2 separate regions of the Homo sapiens genome follow, and region 2 is linked to region 1. A link is a loop called in an ENCODE intact Hi-C map of the cell type or tissue named here. Cell type or tissue: chondrocyte. All regions are shown on one strand.

Region 1 (8,000 bases):
ATGGAGACAGCTTCTTTCCTTAAACCTCATGAGCCAAGCTCTGCTAGCTTCAGACTTTTCTTCTACAGCTTCCTCGCCTCTTTCAGCCTTCCTAGAATTGAAGAGAATGAGGGACTTGCTCTGGATTGGATCTTGGTTCAGGGAATGTTGCGGCTGGTTTGATCTTCTATCCATACCACTAAAACTTTCTCCACACCAACAATACAGCTGCTTCACTTTCTTATTCATGTGTTTGCTGCAGTAGCAGTTTTAATTTCTTTCAAGAACTTTCCTTTGCAATTGCAACTTGTTTATCTGTTTGGTGCAAGAGGCCTGGCTTTCAGCTTGTCTTGACTTTTGGCCTGCCTTCCTCACTAAGCAGAATCATTTCTAGCTTTTGATGTGAAGTGGGAGATGTGTGACTCTTCCTTTCACTTGAACACTTTGATTAAACAAACAAACAAACAAACTTCAGCCGTATTAAATTTAAAGGTGTTCAATTGAGCAATGAACGATTTGTGAATTGGGCAGCCCCCAGAATCACAGCTGATTCACAGAGGCTGTAGCATAGCCACGTGGTGAAAGAAGATTTATAGAAAAAAAAAAAAGTACAGACATTGGCAACGAGGTACGGAAACAGCTGGATTGGTTACAGGTTGGCGTTTGCCTTATTTGAACACAGTGTGAACACTTAGCAGTCTACGAGTGGTTGAAGTATGGCTGCAGGGATTGGCCAAGACTCAGTTATTGTTACAGGTGCCAACTCCTGAATTAGGTTTCCCATCTCGCCTGACTATTAAGATAGGTTAGAGTTCATCCATAAGGACTCCAATATAGAAGTACGGAGTCCTTCTAGGGCCATATTTAGTTTGCTTTAACAACTTGGAGGACATTGTAAAGTTATTAGTTGGCCTAATTTCAATATTGCTGTGTCCCTGGGAATGGGGAGGCCCAAAGAAAGAGAGAGATGGGGAGCAGCTGGTCAGAGGAGCAGTCAGAACACGCATCAGTTCATTTCTCTACCTTGTAGGGTTTGTACTGCTCCAAAACAACTGCAACAGTAACATCTAAGATCACTCATCACAGATCACCATAACACATATAATCATAATGAAAAAGTTTGAAATACTGTGATGGTTACCAAAACGTGACCCAGAGATATGAAGTGAGCATGTGCTGTTGAAAAAACAGTGCCTAGAGCGTTGCTTGAGGCGGGATTGCCACAAACCTGCCATTCGTAAGGACAGTATATGCGAAGCTCAGTAAAGCCAAGTGCAATGACACGATCTGTGCTTGTACCACACAGTGGGTGGCTTGAAACAACAGACATGTGTTCTCTCACAGTCCTGGAGGTTAGAAGTCCAAAATCCAGGGGTCAGCAGGGCCCTGCTCTGTCTGTGACTCTAGGAGAATCCTTCTCTGCCTCTTCTGGGCTCCTGCTTGTGGCCAGCAATCTCTGTTACTCTGGCTGGTAGCTGTGTCACTCCAGTCCTGCCTGGGTTGCCAGATGGAGCTCTCCCTGTGTGCTTCTCTGTTTCTCTATTATAGGGACACTAGTCATATTGGAATAGAGGCCCATCCTGCTCTGGTGTGATCTCAACTTTCATTTATTTATTTATTTGCTTGTTTCTTTTCTTTTTTTTTTTTTGAGACGGAATTTCATTCCTGTTGCCCAGGCTGGAGTGCAATGGTGCCATCTCAGCTCACTGCAACCTCCACCTCTCGAGTTCAAGCGATTCTCCTGCCTCAGCCTCTCAAGTAGCTGGGACTATAGGGGCACGCTACCACACCTGGCTAATTTTTATATTTGAGTAGAGATGGGGTTTCGCCATGTTGGCCAGGCTGGTTTTGAACTCCTGACCTCAGGTGATCTGCTCGCCTCGCCCTCCCAAAGTGTTGGGATTACAGGTGTGAACCACCGTGCCCGGCCAGTTTCTTTGTTTTTGAGATAGGGTCTCACTCTGTCACCCAGGCTGGAGTGCAGTGGCACAATCATAGCTCATTGCAGCTTCAAACTCTTGGAGTCAGGCGATCCTCCTGCCTTGGCCTCTCCAGTAGCTGGGACTATGGGCATAAGCCACAATGCCCAGATAATTTTTTTTTTTTTTTTTTTTTTTGTAGAGGTGTGTCTTGCTATGTCGCCCAGGTTGGTCTTGAATTCCCGACTTCAAGCAATTGTCCTGCCTCTGCCTCCCAAAACACTGGGATTACAGGCATGAGTTGATTTACATCTTAATTACATCTGCAAAGTCTCTATTTCCAAATACTGTGTCAGTTACAGGTATGAAGACTTAGAATTTCAACTTGTCTTTTTGGAGGGCATGATTCAACCCACAGCAGATCACGAGGGGAAGGGGAGTCAGTGTGACTCTGCAGAAGATAGTGGTGTCAGCCCTTGAGGTCAGGAGTACACAGGGAGCCGGCTAGGGGGAAATGATGGGTTCCAGGTGGGGCATGTTGAGTCTGAGCTGCCGGTCCATGGAGCTTCTAGGGACAGAAGTCTAGGAGGTGGTCAGATGCATGGTCTAGAGTTCAGGGGAAAGTCAGGCTGGAGGTGTATGTTCCAAGTTCTTTGCATCTGGGTGGGTGGTAGTTAAAAATCAAAGGTGAGAAGCAGCCAGTGTAGCTGGGGAGTGCAGGAGGTCTCGAGGAGACAGAAAAACATCCCGGGGGCTGGGGGCAGCACCTGTAATCCCAGTAGTTTGTGAGGCGGAGGTGGGAGGATCGCTTGAGGGCAGGAGTTTGAAACCAGCCTGGCAACATAGCGAGACCCCGTCTCTACAAAAAAATTTTAAAAATAGCTGGGCGTGGTGGCACATAACTGTGGTCCCACCCACTTGGGAGGTTGGGGCAGGAGGATCGCTTGAGCCCAGGAGTTTCAGGCTGCAGTGAGCCATAATTGCACCACTGCCCTCCAGCCCAGGGCACAGAGTGAGACTCTGACTCAAAAACAAAACAACAGAAAACCCATAAAATTGTCCTGGAGGGAATCGCTAAGAACACCTGGAGAAAAACTGAACTCTGGCCACCAGGGGGCGCTCTGCACCAGCCCATTGGAACAATTTCCATAGGCAGCAGGTGGATAAACTTGATCAGTGAATTTAAGTTTTCTCTGTGCTCTTTTCCTGCAGCAATAGGCTTCTATGTACAAAAAGTACAATTGCAGGATTGGGTTACTGACTTGAGTGTATTTACAGAGTTATAGAAAAAGGCTGCTCAAATCTCTTTGAGGAGAATCAGTGATCTTGAGATTAGAATGGTTAAGAAAAGTTGGTTGTGGAGTTGGGAAGAGGAGATATATTTAGGCTACTCCAGGAAGAAACTCTTAGGGGGCGTATGAGCAGACAGATGACTGTTTCACTTCTCTGGAGAAATGTAAGACTCTAGATGCATTTTTTGGATTTCTAACAAGATGGTGAATGAACACAGACAACTGTCTTCCTCCAACATTTGGAGAAGTCACAGAAGGAAGAAGTGTTTTATGGATTTCAGAGTCTAATATAAAAAGAGGAGTCAGAGGAGTCAGAGGGTGGTTGGGCCCCACAGGGGAGGGAAAGGCAGCCACAGAGATTAGGGTGGGGGCCAGGGCTATTGGCCCCCCTACAGGTTAGCTAAAAAATTACTGTCACAAGGCTGATTGAGTTATCGGAGAAAGGCATACAAATTTATTTAATGTGTATACACGAGAGCCTTCAGTATGAAGATCCAGCTTCCCAATAGGTGGCAGAAGCTAATCTGCCATCTTGAAATTACAGAAAGAATCCAGACTCAGAATATGTCCAAAATAGGTTTTAGTGGCAAGACAGTTTATGGGAAGAAGAAAGGAAGAGGCTTGGCTCCAAAGGTGGCCTTGTTATGTAGATGAAGTCTCCCTCAGAGTGACTAGATAGTAAGTTTCTTTTCAAAGGTTTAAAGGTGTCAGATTCTCAATCACTCCTAGATCTAAAAAAGGCATAGAAAGGGGGACATGTGGCTATGTTAATGAAGATTCTCTACAGATGCAAATTTTCCCCACAAAGACAGCTTTGCAAGGCCAACTCTATTTGCTGGCTCTGCAGCAGCTATTTCAAGTTATGCCAAAGAAATATATTTTGGGGTAAAATATTTTTATTTTCTTCATTAGGTTGGGGTTGAGATCTTTGCTCATTTCCTTTCTCTTCCCATATTGCTTTCAGCATATTGCTCACCTCCTAGGAACTACCGCAGGGTAGAAAACAGCAGGGCCAGCCATCCCCTCATGACAACTAGAATGACAACTACAAGGATGAAGATGGTGGGGCCATGTCAACCTGTGACTCAGCCTGTGAGCCATCAACAGAGAATAAAACCCCCAACCTTATTCCCTGTTGATGGCTCGGAACTATGGTGGACTGCTGTGTGAGAGAGAAATAAGCTTCTATTGTGTTAAGTCACTTAATACATGTTTGAGTCTATCTGTTACACAGCTCAGCCTGTGCTAACCAATGCAAAACTCTAAGTTGTAAATCAAAATTAAGAATTTCTATTTAACGAAGAACTTACAGGCAGAGTTAACAGATTAAAAAATATATTTTTAACATTAAAAACAAACAAGGGATTAATAGTTATTCTAGGTAAGAAATTCCTTTCTAAATGGCATTTTTTTGTCAGAAAAAAAAGAATTTTACATAAGGTTGGAAAGAAATCCAACTAAAGCCTCCTAGAAATCCATTTGAGAAGTGGGCAAATGATAAGAATTCATTGAGGCAGAAATGCAAATGGCTAATGTGAACATGAAGAACTGCTCAACATCCCTAGTGATCACAGAATTTATAACATGAGTGAGATACTATTCACACCAATCAGATTTGGCAGATTTAGAAAGGTAGATAAAGCCAAGTGTTGGTGAGGATAGAGGAACTGGCAATTGATATGTATCCACTGTTGATGGGAGGATATCTTGATGCAGTGTTCAGGGGAGCACCCTGGTAGGAGTTACTGGAATTAAGAATGGGTAGACTGCATGCCCATCAACCCCACTGTATCTCTACAAGGGAGATCCATGTAACAATGTCATCATGGCATTGGTAGTTGAAGTGGGGAGGTAGAGAGAGCCAAATCCCCCTGTTATTAGAAAGGGGTCCTGATCCAGACCCCAAGAGAGGGTTGTTGGATCTTGCACAAGAAGGAAATCAAGGTGAATCCATACAGTAAAATGAAAGCAAGTTTATTAAGAAAGTAAAGGGATAAAGAATGGCTACTCCATAGGCAGAGCAGCCCCAAGGGCTGCTGGTTAACTATATTTAATGTTATCATTCTTTCTTGATTATACGCTAAACAAGGGGTGGTTTATTCATGAGTTTTCCTGGAAAGGGGTGGGCAGTTCCTGTAACTGAGGGTTCCTTCCCTTTTTAGACCATATAGGGTAACTTCTTGGTGTTGCCATGGCATTTGCAAACAGTCATGGCACTGCTGGGACTGTCTTTTGCGTGCTCATGCATTTTAATTAGCATATAATGAGCAATGAGGACAATCAGAGGTGACCTTAGTCGCCATGTTGGTTTTGACAGGATTTGGCTGGCTTCTTTACTGCAACTGTTTTATCAACAAGGTCTTTGCGACCTGTATCGTGTGCTGACCTCCCATCTCATCCTGTGACTTAGAATGCCTTAATTTCCCTGGAATGCAGCCCAGTAAGCTTCAGTCTTATTTACCCAGCTCTTATTCAAGATGGAGTAGCTCTGTTTCAAACAGCTCTGACACTCCTGACACAGGATTAATATATAGCACAGAACAATAAACCACGCTAAACGACAAGCAGCATTGAGTGAAACAGCACAACAAACAGAAGGAGATACTTACATAAACTGAAGATAAATGCATACACAAAACAGCAACACACACACACACACACACACACACACACACACACACACACACACACACAGAGGAACATATATCCAAAGATACATTAAACCCATCAGGATGGATGCTTCTGGTGGTGGGGTCTGGAGAGTGGGAGGGGAGTGAAGAGAGGCCACTGTCAGGCCTCTGAGCCCAAGCTAAGCCATCATATCCCCTGTGACCTGCACGTCTACATCCAGATCTCCTAAAGCAACTGAAGATCCACAAAAGAAGTGAAAATAGCCTTAACTGATGACATTCCACCATTGTGATTTGTTTCTTCCCCACCCTAACTGATCAATATACTTTGTAATCTCCCCCACCCTTAAGAAGGTTCTTTGTAATTCTCCCCACCCTTGAGAATGTACTTTGTGAGATCCATCCCCTGCCCGCAAAACATTGCTCCTAACTCCACTGCCTGTCCCAAAACCTATAAGAAGTAATGATAACCCACCACCCTTTGCTGACTCTCTTTTCGGACTCAGCCAGCCTGCACCCAGGTGAAATAAACAGCCTTGTTGCTCACACAAAGCCTGTTTGGTGATCTCTTCACACGGACTCGTGAGACAGCTACTATGTTACGTCAGAATGATTGCAAGCTGAGTGTTAGGATTGGCTTAACTTTCTGCACCCAATATCCTAAGGGAGGAAAAAACCGGACCCTCTAAGGGGAAATATTATCTGTAGGGCCTGATCCCATCATTGGACCCTTCACCCAACGCTGCTGAGTGAGTAGAGGGTTTATTTCATCCTTCCAATTTAGTGATTCAGTAGAGATTTCAAGACTCAAAGCTTAATTAACTCCATTTTAATTGAAGTCATCTTCTCAGTCATGGTGTCTGCACGCAGGACAATTCAGCTTGGCCTCCAAGTGCTTCAGTACAAGGCCCAATTTCTGGCTCAGCCATTAACCAGCCCCAAGTCAGGATAATCAGACAAGTCTTCAATTTGTGGGGATTTTATGGTTGGAATCAGGGTACTTTGACCTCTGGAAGGACAGACCTCTGAGGTGCAAGGATGTTTAATGGTTGCACAGAGAAGACAATCCTACAGAAAAGGCAGTAGTTGGGGCAGTGATTAGGACTCATTTTGGGGTGAGGGTGACAAGCACAGCGATCAACTAGCCTCACAGTCAGCTGTCTGCCTTTCCCGGATGGGTAACTGTCCCTTAATGGGAACTTCTTGTCTTCCAAGGAAGGCTAAGATAGGCAACTTGCTACAGTTTGCCTTAACATCAAAGCATGTCAAAAGGAGAACAATCCCAGTTTAAGAATCAGCCTGGGAGAAGGCAAGGAAGAATTTATAGTTTAGGACAAATTCAAGGACTGTAAATCATCTAATGTGAATATAGCACAGGGAGGTAGTTGGAGACAAGCTTGTCAAATAGGCTGAAGCCAGATTAGACAGGATTTTGGACTTTTTTTCTAGTAGTAGAGAGCCATGCTACTGAACTCTTTCTGAGAGAGGGATATTAGCTCACATGCTTTGGAAGGACAACTGACCACTCCAATCCTGGCTTCCCTTTGTTGTCATGGACTACAGGCCAGAATTCTATTTGGGAGTTGTGGCAGATTGTATTTTCCATAAATAGCTGCACCAATGCTTCCTGTCCATATGTTCTTCTCATTTTGATATTCCTCCTATCAAGAGTTGGGGTCTCCATTCTCTGTCCTTGAATCTGGACACTCTTATGACTATGGCAGAACTGATGCTATGTGACTTCCAAGGCTAGGTGGTAAAAGGTGATACAGATACACCCAGCTGCCATGATGTGAGGAAGCCCAAGCAAACACGAGGAGAGGCCACATATAGTTTTTCCAACTGATATCTCAACAAGGCCTCAGTCAACAGGCATCATCAGCTGCCAGAAATGTGGGTGAACAAGCCCTCATATGATTCCAGTCCCCTTCCACTGGGTCACCCTTAATCTTCAAGCTGAAGTCTCAGACGACATGGAGTAGAGACAAGACAGTCCCACTGTGCCCTGTCCAAAGTCCTGCCCCACAGAGTATGGGAGCAGAATAAAATAGTTGTTGTTTAATGCCACTAAATTTGGAGTTGATTGTTATGCAGGAATAGATAGCGAGAAGCCTGGGCATGGTGGCTCACACCTGTAATCCCAGCACTTTGGGAGGCTGAGGCAGGAGGATCCCTTGAGC
Region 2 (8,000 bases), 650 kb after region 1:
GATCTAGAACACTGCACACTTGCCCAGAGTTGGGAAGGAACTGGGAGGTGTTTGCATGCAGGATGAAGAAGGAAGCTCCTCTCTCAAATGATAAGCCTAATTGTTTTAAGCAGGAGGATTTCAAGTTCCCCACGCCTCAGATCAGCATGCAGCTCACAGGCTTTGTTAAGCTTGTGTGACAGAATAATCTCCTTTGTTCAATGCCCGAGGAGGATATTTTCTGCATTATTAGACAAGTCAATGAAGATAAAACAAAATATTAAGTATTTTAAGCTGCGCCAGTCCACCCCGAAGAAATTAAGCCCCCTCATTCTAATTGTGCCTAGTTTCCTTGCCGTAATGAGATGGAGGCTGAGCTGCTGGAATGAGGGGCTTCCTGCAGGCCTGCATGCCCCCCAGTCATTGGAGTGAACCTCTCCTTTCCTCTGCTTAGTTTCTTTCCCTGGGGGAATTTTTAGAGCCAGAGACCTGGTCTCCAGGCGAGGCAAGAAATAAACGCAACCTCCACCGTAAGCGTGTGACATTGATCAGCATATTTTTAAAAAGGTTTCCATGTCTGTTGCAATTACGTGAAACCAGCTAATCCTGGATCTAAGCTTTGGCAGCTTGGAAATATTAGAGCAATTTGGCATCCAGATTCCATCATGCAAAGATTTGTGGTCTTGTGTTTGTATCTGTGACACTGTATAATTTCCAATTGGCTTTTAAGAGACAGAAACCTGGATGCCGTTGGCTAAACAGTGAGAGCATTTGCCTGCCTTTCTGCCTCCTTGGAAGCTAGAGCAGTCATTAAAAACTAGAGAAGTGAGCACACGCAGCACCCCCCGGCCCATGGGTGGTTAGCAGACTCTCGGGGTGTTACTGGAGCTGCTATCATTGTGGGTGTAGGAGATGATTGCAGGTCCTCGCCGGCACCAGCTCTGAGGAACCCAGGTGCTCCAAGTCCCCAGCCTTCATGCCCGGGCTGTGGGGGCCAAAGGGACCCTGGAGGGCGTTTTACTATCTCCCTGCTTCACTTCCCTCCAGAAAACTGTGTTCCTTCCCCAGTGACAGACTTCACACCCAGGAGCTCCCTGGTTGTGGGGCCGCTGGTTTTGCAGTTTGCTTAGAGTCTTTTGCCAGGTTCTGGAGCTTCAGAAGTTCCCAGGAAGGTACCCTGGACACGTTCTTGTGCGTGCGCTCGTGTGCATGTGTCTGTGTGTGTATGCGTGTGCATGCCCGTTCCCGTGTGTCTGCGTACATACAGCCTCTCACCTGCTTTCTCTTCCAGCCACTCCACCATAAAAACAGTTTCCGACTTAAAAATTGTTTGCCTTACGATGGTTCGACTTAACGATTTTCCCACTTTGCAAGGGTGTGAAAGCAATACACATTCAGTAGAATCCGTACTTCGAGTACCCATCCAACCATTTCTGTTTTTCGCTTTCAATACAGTATTCAATAAATTACATGAGATATGCAACACTTTATTATAAAATAGTCTGTGTTAGATGATTTTCCCCGACAGCCGGCTAATGTAAGTGTTCTGAGCACATGTAATATAGCCTAGGCTAAGCTGTGATATTCTGGAGATTAAGTACAGGAAGTGCATTTTCCACTTAGGTGTTCCAAGTCCCCACCCTTCAGCTTAGGATGGGTGTATGGGGATGTAACCCCAAGCATAAGTGGAGGAGTGTCTGTATACTCAAGCTAACCCCTATCTCTGTTAATACTTGTGCTCAGCCCCATTCTGGGTATTTATAATTTGCTATCTCATTTAATCCTCACAAGTATGTTGACCAAGTGGGTATAATTATCTCTGTTGTGTAGCTAGGGAAACACTTGGCTTTCCTGAGCCTTAAACTTGCCCGTAGTCACATAGCTCATAAGTTTGTCACAGGAGCTAGGATTCAAACTAGAGCCTGTATCTTTTTTGGGATGCTCCCAAAGAGCCTGAGGCTAGGATCTGGGCATGCAATTCCTTTGGGAGCTGATCCCAGAAAGCACTGTCAGGGGAAGGGAGGCAGGACATGGGAACAGAGAGATGGAGGCTTAATTGGGTCACTGCTATGGGCAGCTGGGGTTCAACCTGCCGGAGATCCCCAGAGAAACGGGATGCAGCATCCTTCAACACTGCCCCAAGAGAGAAGAGGACACTGGGGGTCTTTTGTTTTTCTTAATTAGCTTTATTGAGATATAATGTACATGACATGCAATTCTCCATTTAAAGTGTACAATTTTTTTTTTCTTTAGACAGGTTCTCTGTCTCTCATTCAACCTGGAGTACAGTGGTGCAATCATAGCTCACTGCAGCCTTGAACTCCTGGGCTCAAGCAATCCTCCTGCCTTGGTCTCCCGAGTAGCTGGGGCTACAGGTGTGCACCACTGCGCCTGGCTAATGTTTTTTAATATTTTGTAGAGATGGGGCCTTGCTCTATTGCCCAGGCTGGTCTCAAACTCCTGGCCTCAAGTGATCCTCCCACTTTGGCCTCCCAAAGTGTTGGGATTACAGGCATGAGCCACTGCACCTGGCCCCTGAAATGTAAAATGTAATGGCTTTTAGAATATTCACAGAATTGTGTGTCCATCAACACAATCCATTTTAGACCATTTTCATTACCTCAGAAAGAGACCCCATACTTCTTAGCTATCATCTCTCAGCCCCTCCATCCCTCCCAGCCCTAGACAATCACTAATGTACTGCCTGTCTGTAGATTTGCTGAGGTTTTTGTCCACCCAAATTTTGTCCTCCATCAGTTGGGTCATGCCTGGGTGCTAATTTCCTGCCACTTCCAACTTGCCTCAGAGTGCAGACTCATAGGCCAAGGTCATAATCGCTGGGAGAACACGGAATCCACCCAGATCAAAAGGCCCTGGAAGCCAAGGGCTTCAGCAGGTGTAGGGAGACCTCAGGGATGCAGGCCAGGTCCTGACAGTGTCTCCTTACCAGGCTTCCTCTCCATTCTTCTCATTCAGGGGTCTCTTTTGCATCCTTCTCTTTAAATTGTGCCTTTTATTCTTAAGCTCCAGGGAGGCTGTTATGAAAAGCCTGTCCTCATGATGTTCATTCTATTGATTGCATCCTCTTCCCAGGTAGGAAGGGAATGTTGGTTTGGAGAAGAAGGTCAGGGTATGCCTGTCTGAACTGAGACCTGCAAGATGAGGTTGGACCAGCCGAGGCTGGATGCAGTGCCTCACACCTGTAATCCTAGTACTTTGGGAGGCCGAGGCAGAAGGATCCCTTGAAGCCAGGAGTTCCAGATCAGCCTGGGCAACATAGTAAGACCCCATCTTCACAAATAATAATAATAATGATAGAATTAGCCAGGCATGGTGGTGCACACCTGTAGTCCCAGCTACTCAGGAGGCTGAGGCAGGAGGATCACTTGATCCCGGGAGGTCAAGGCTGCCGTGAGCCATGATCATGCACCATACTCCAGCCTGGGTGACAGAGGAAGACCCTGTCTCTAAAAAAGAGAGAGAGATGGACCCAGCTTAGCAGGACAGGGCCGAGCATCTCAAGCAGTGGGTTCGAATGCACAGACAAGGAAGTGGGAATGGGCTTGGATTTGGCAAGGATCAGATAGGAAACCAGGGTGCCTGGAGTGTGGGTAATAGGGGTTGAGGGGCAGAATGAGGTTAGGGGAGAGCGTGAGAGCAGCAGATCCTGCAAGCAACCCTCGTGGCCCTAGGCAATTTTATTGCAACAGCAATGGGAAGCCTTTTGAAGACTTTCACGCAGTGGCACAGCCTGATCTGATTTCCTGTTGAGACCTAGTTCATTTGCCTAGGACTTCATCCCTTTAGCAATGGATTCCTGCAAGGCTTCTCCAGCCCCATGTGGCCCTTGTCCAGCCATTAAACTCCAGTCCTAGGACATGGGCCCTGTCACTAGCACCCCTGCTAGCCTAAGTATCACTTTATGCAAATTAGGCAAAAGTACCCTTTTTGAAGACCCTTTCCTGCCATCTACTGGAAAACCATCATCATTAATAAATAAGTCTACCATAGTGCCCCCTATAGTTGGGCAGTGCACAACCTCCACAACCTTAGGTGGCAGTCCTGCATATCACCCACAACAGACATCTCTGATGCTGTTGCTTGGATTGCCCAGGGGTCCCTTCTCTTGTCATATTTCCCAGAGTTGTGCTTCTGCTAGACATTTCTGGTAGTCACTGCCATGTACCACAGTACTCTTAGGACACATGTCCCATCTGCCAGGATCAAAAGGAATTTTTCCTTCTATCTGCAGTTAAGTCTCAACACTAACCCTATGTCAATGTACTAATTTGGGTTCCAGCCTTTTTTTTTTTTTTTTTGAGACAGAGTTTCACTCTTGTTAACCCAGGCTGATGTACTGACTCACTGCAACATCCTCCTCCCAGGTGTAAGCGATTCTCCCGCCTCAGCCTCCCAAGTAGCAGGGACTACAGGTGTGTGCCACCATGCCTCCTAGCTAATTTTGTATTTTTAGTAGAGACAGGGTTTCACCTTGTTACGCAGGCTGGTCTCAAACTCCTGACCTCAAGTGATCCGCCCGCCTCACTCCTCCCAAAGTGCTGGGATTATAAGTATGAGCCACTGTGCCCGGCCCTGGGTTGCAGCCTTCTGACATCATGGAAGTTCCCCTTCTTTGCTCTCTGTGTCGTGACACGTGACAGTGAGAGGTAGCCCAGGGTAGCTGTTCTTCTGTCTGGGTGGACATGCCCTGACTTCCAGCTCCTTAGGAAAGCCTAGCTGTCTCTGACTCATAAAAGACCTCCAAGTCGTCCACCAGCCTTCTGGGAAGATGTTCTTTGAAAAACCGCTTCAGTCAGCTTGGGCCATGAGCAGAAATGTTCAAGACGGCAACGTTGCTTCTCAGCTCTTTCTGTTTCTCTGCTCTGATGCCCCTTCAGAGATGAACGTGAGAGACCATTGAGGCTGGAGCTATTTTTCAGGGCTCTCTGGTCCACCCCCTGGGAAGTGGCCCACTTTGGCTGTGCCCCAGTTATTCTGGTAATGAACTGTGCCCAGGTACTGCCCTAGGCATTGTTCCCTCTCTCTGTTCTGACAACCAGGCACAAACTTGTCTCCTTGTATGCAAGGGGAAGGCAGTGGTGGAGTGGGGAGAATGAGGAGAATCAGGCCTGAGGCCCAGGTCGGCTGTCAAGGGAAACATTTCATGATTGTCAAATGGGCCAAGATTCCTTTAGCTCCAACCTGGCCTCCTCTTTTTTGAGCACTGAAATTTCTCAAAATGGCAAATGGAAACTGAAACACTACATTAAATAGCATTTCTGTGCAATTAAAACACATTAAAATGGCAATTAAGTTTCACAAACAGCCTTTTCTGTGTTCTCGGGTTGATTAAGCTGTTTGTGTTGTTTTTCAGGGATGGTTGTTGTAACTAAAGGCTGAGCTGTCTTTTATGGATTGGGCCGTTCCCTAGGAGTCAAGGAACCCTGAATTCCAACTTTTATTCCTCTCTTGGCAATTTCACTTTATTTTCATTTGCAGCTCTTTATTAGTCTGTGAGAACAGACTAATACACCACTCCACGATTGGAAAATTTACACATATACAAAAGTAGAGAGAAAAATATAACAAACTTCCCTGCACCCATCACCCAGCTTGAACGATTATCAACTCATGGCCAATCTTCCCTTGGTGTTTTTTTTTGTTTTTTTGTTTTTTTGTTTTTTGGTTTTTGAGACTGAGTCCTGCTGTGTCGCCCAGGCTGGAGTGCAGTGGCACCATCTTGGCTCACTGCAACCTCCGCCTCCCCAGTTCAAGCGATTCTCCTGCCTCAGCCTCCCGAGTAGCTGTGACTACAGGCATGCTCCACCATGCCTGGCTAAGTTTTGTATTTTGAGTAGAGACAGAGTTTCACCATGTTGGCCAGGCTCGTCTCTAACTCCTGGCCTCAAGTGATTCGCCCACTTCGGCCTCCCAAAGTGCTGAGTCTACAGGTGTGAGCCACTGCTCCCGGCCCCTTGGCTATTTTTTTTTTTAATCCTTTAAGGTACTAGTTAACTTTTCCTAGGAGAAAAAGTATGTAGGAAAATTTAGTAAGAGAAATTGACATGGAAGAAAGGCTTTCTGTATCCTGGGACTGTGGGTTCAATGATAATTGAGACAAATGGCACTGCTGCTCTGTAGAGTGTAAGGTCTGGTTGGGAAAACAGATGAGTCAATTACAGGAATTCACAGTGGAGAGCTGGGCATGGTGGCTTATGCCGGTCATCCCAGCACTTTGCAGGGCCGAGGCAGGAGGATCATTTGAGACCAGGAGTTTGAGACCAGCCTGGGCAATACAGCAAGACTGTCTCTACAAAAGCAAAATTTAAAAATTTAGCCGGGCATGGTGGCATGTATCTGTAGTCCTAGCAATTCAGGAGGCTGAAGCAGGAGGATTGCTTGAGCCCAGGAGGTCAAGGATGCAGTGAGCTATGATCATGCTACCACACTCCAGCCTAGGTGATAGAGCAAGACCCTATCTCAAAAAGCAACACCACCAACAAAAAACTGCATGATGGGGTAGGTGATATGACTCTAAGAGGCATTATGGGAGCACACTGGCGCAGCTGGGAACGATCAAGGATGGCACTGTGGTCTAACCTGACCCAAAGAGGTAGACGCTAGCCAGGTGAAAGGTAAGGTACCCTTACCAGGTGAAAGGTAAATGAACCCTATTGAGCTCATAAACAGTGGGGGGTGGAGGGCCCTTTTTGGGACCTGGGGTACTGCTGTCCCCAGTGCCTTCCTTGAGATGTAGGCACTGAGTCCTGATGGATCTACTATTGTAAATCTCTACCATCTGTCTTTCTTTTCTCCAGCCCATCCTCATCCAATACCCATCTCATCATCCATCTCTTTTGGTAAAAATCTCCTAACGGGCCCCAGGACCTCCATGCCTGTCTAGCCTGTCACTGGAAATCTAGTTTGTCTTTCTGAAATGTGTTCTAATCTTAATTCCTTGCTCAGCCTGACTCTGTCTCTAATGGCTTCATTTCTCTAAGGTATACATTCAAACTTCTTGGTTTGCAGTTGCCAAAATTACTGTCTTGCTTTGATCAGTTTCAGTTGGGCAGTGAATCATCCCTCACCAGAGCCTGACCACCTGATATGGTTTGGCTGTGTCCCCACCCAAATCTCATCTTGAATTGTAGCTCCCGTAATTCCCACGTGTTGTGGGAGGGACCTGGTGGGAGATAATTCAATCATGGAGGCAGTTTCTCCCATACTGTTCTTGTGATAGTGCATAAATCTCACGAGATCTGATGGTTTTATAAGGGGTTTCCCTTTTCGCTTGGCTTTCATTCTCTCTTGCCTCCTGCCATGTAAGATGTGCCTTTGCTCCTCCTTCACCTTTTGCTGTGATTGTGAGGCTACCCCAGCCATGTGGAACTGTGAGTCCGTTAAACCTCTTTTTCTTTATAAATTACCCAGTTTTAGGTATGTCCTTATAGCAGTGTTAGAACAGACTAATACACCACTCCATGATTGGTTCACAAAGGATACAAAGAGAGAGAAATGCCTTAGGAGCTGGGGAGAGGCTCGGGTTGGCATTGCATTTCTGGGACTACACATCTCCCTCAACCCTGAGTCCACTGGACTGTGCGTCTGCCAGGAGATTCCTGCTAGTGGAATGCAGCTGGAAGGGGATGGAGGGGACAGTCCTGTGTCTACATTACTAGTCTTGTACTGAAGCTTCTTAATTATGTAACAAGCTACATCACCTAAGTTTCTCTCTGTCTTTTACTTTCTCCTGAGTGGGCTTTGTGGTCAAGAAAGGACTTCATCAGACGCAGTGATAGTGTCTTTCGAGGTTGGGCTTCTAAGGAGCACTCCCTGAGGTTCTGATTAGACCCTGGATAGCACCCGCACTCCCTACTCATGGATACAGGCCCTCTTTAAATTGGCTCATCTTTCTTTAAATCTCTGTTCCTTTCCCCATGGGGAGAGGAGAATTATCACCTTCCTCATTCAGATAATTGAGGAATTTAGTACTTGCTTATGTAAACCAAAAAGTATCTGAG

Evidence for each region. Hi-C counts contacts between places; a loop is a spot of excess contacts. Peaks named below come from ENCODE experiments on the same cell type or tissue, not always from the same donor. Only the 100,000 strongest peaks of a DNase experiment are listed, where the experiment ranks them.
Region 2: a loop joins it to region 1, with 6 times the contacts of the local background. A loop is called at or near these places in 9 of 110 quality-filtered maps.

Annotation. Positions count from the first base shown.
Region 1 is chr7:70,854,103-70,862,102 of GRCh38, forward strand. No RefSeq gene overlaps it. Among named protein-coding and RNA genes, the nearest start is that of GALNT17, 270 kb to the right of the region's middle. RefSeq lists an enhancer at 4,052-5,001. In chondrocyte, a CTCF peak has its summit at 3,004 (motif pointing right); a DNase peak (open chromatin) is centred at 2,988.
Region 2 is chr7:71,507,734-71,515,733 of GRCh38, forward strand. All of the region lies in intron 5 of GALNT17 (polypeptide N-acetylgalactosaminyltransferase 17), which reads left to right. Among named protein-coding and RNA genes, the nearest start is that of MIR3914-1, 200 kb to the left of the region's middle. In chondrocyte, CTCF peaks have their summits at 3,969 (motif pointing left) and 4,171; no DNase peak of the experiment used is centred here.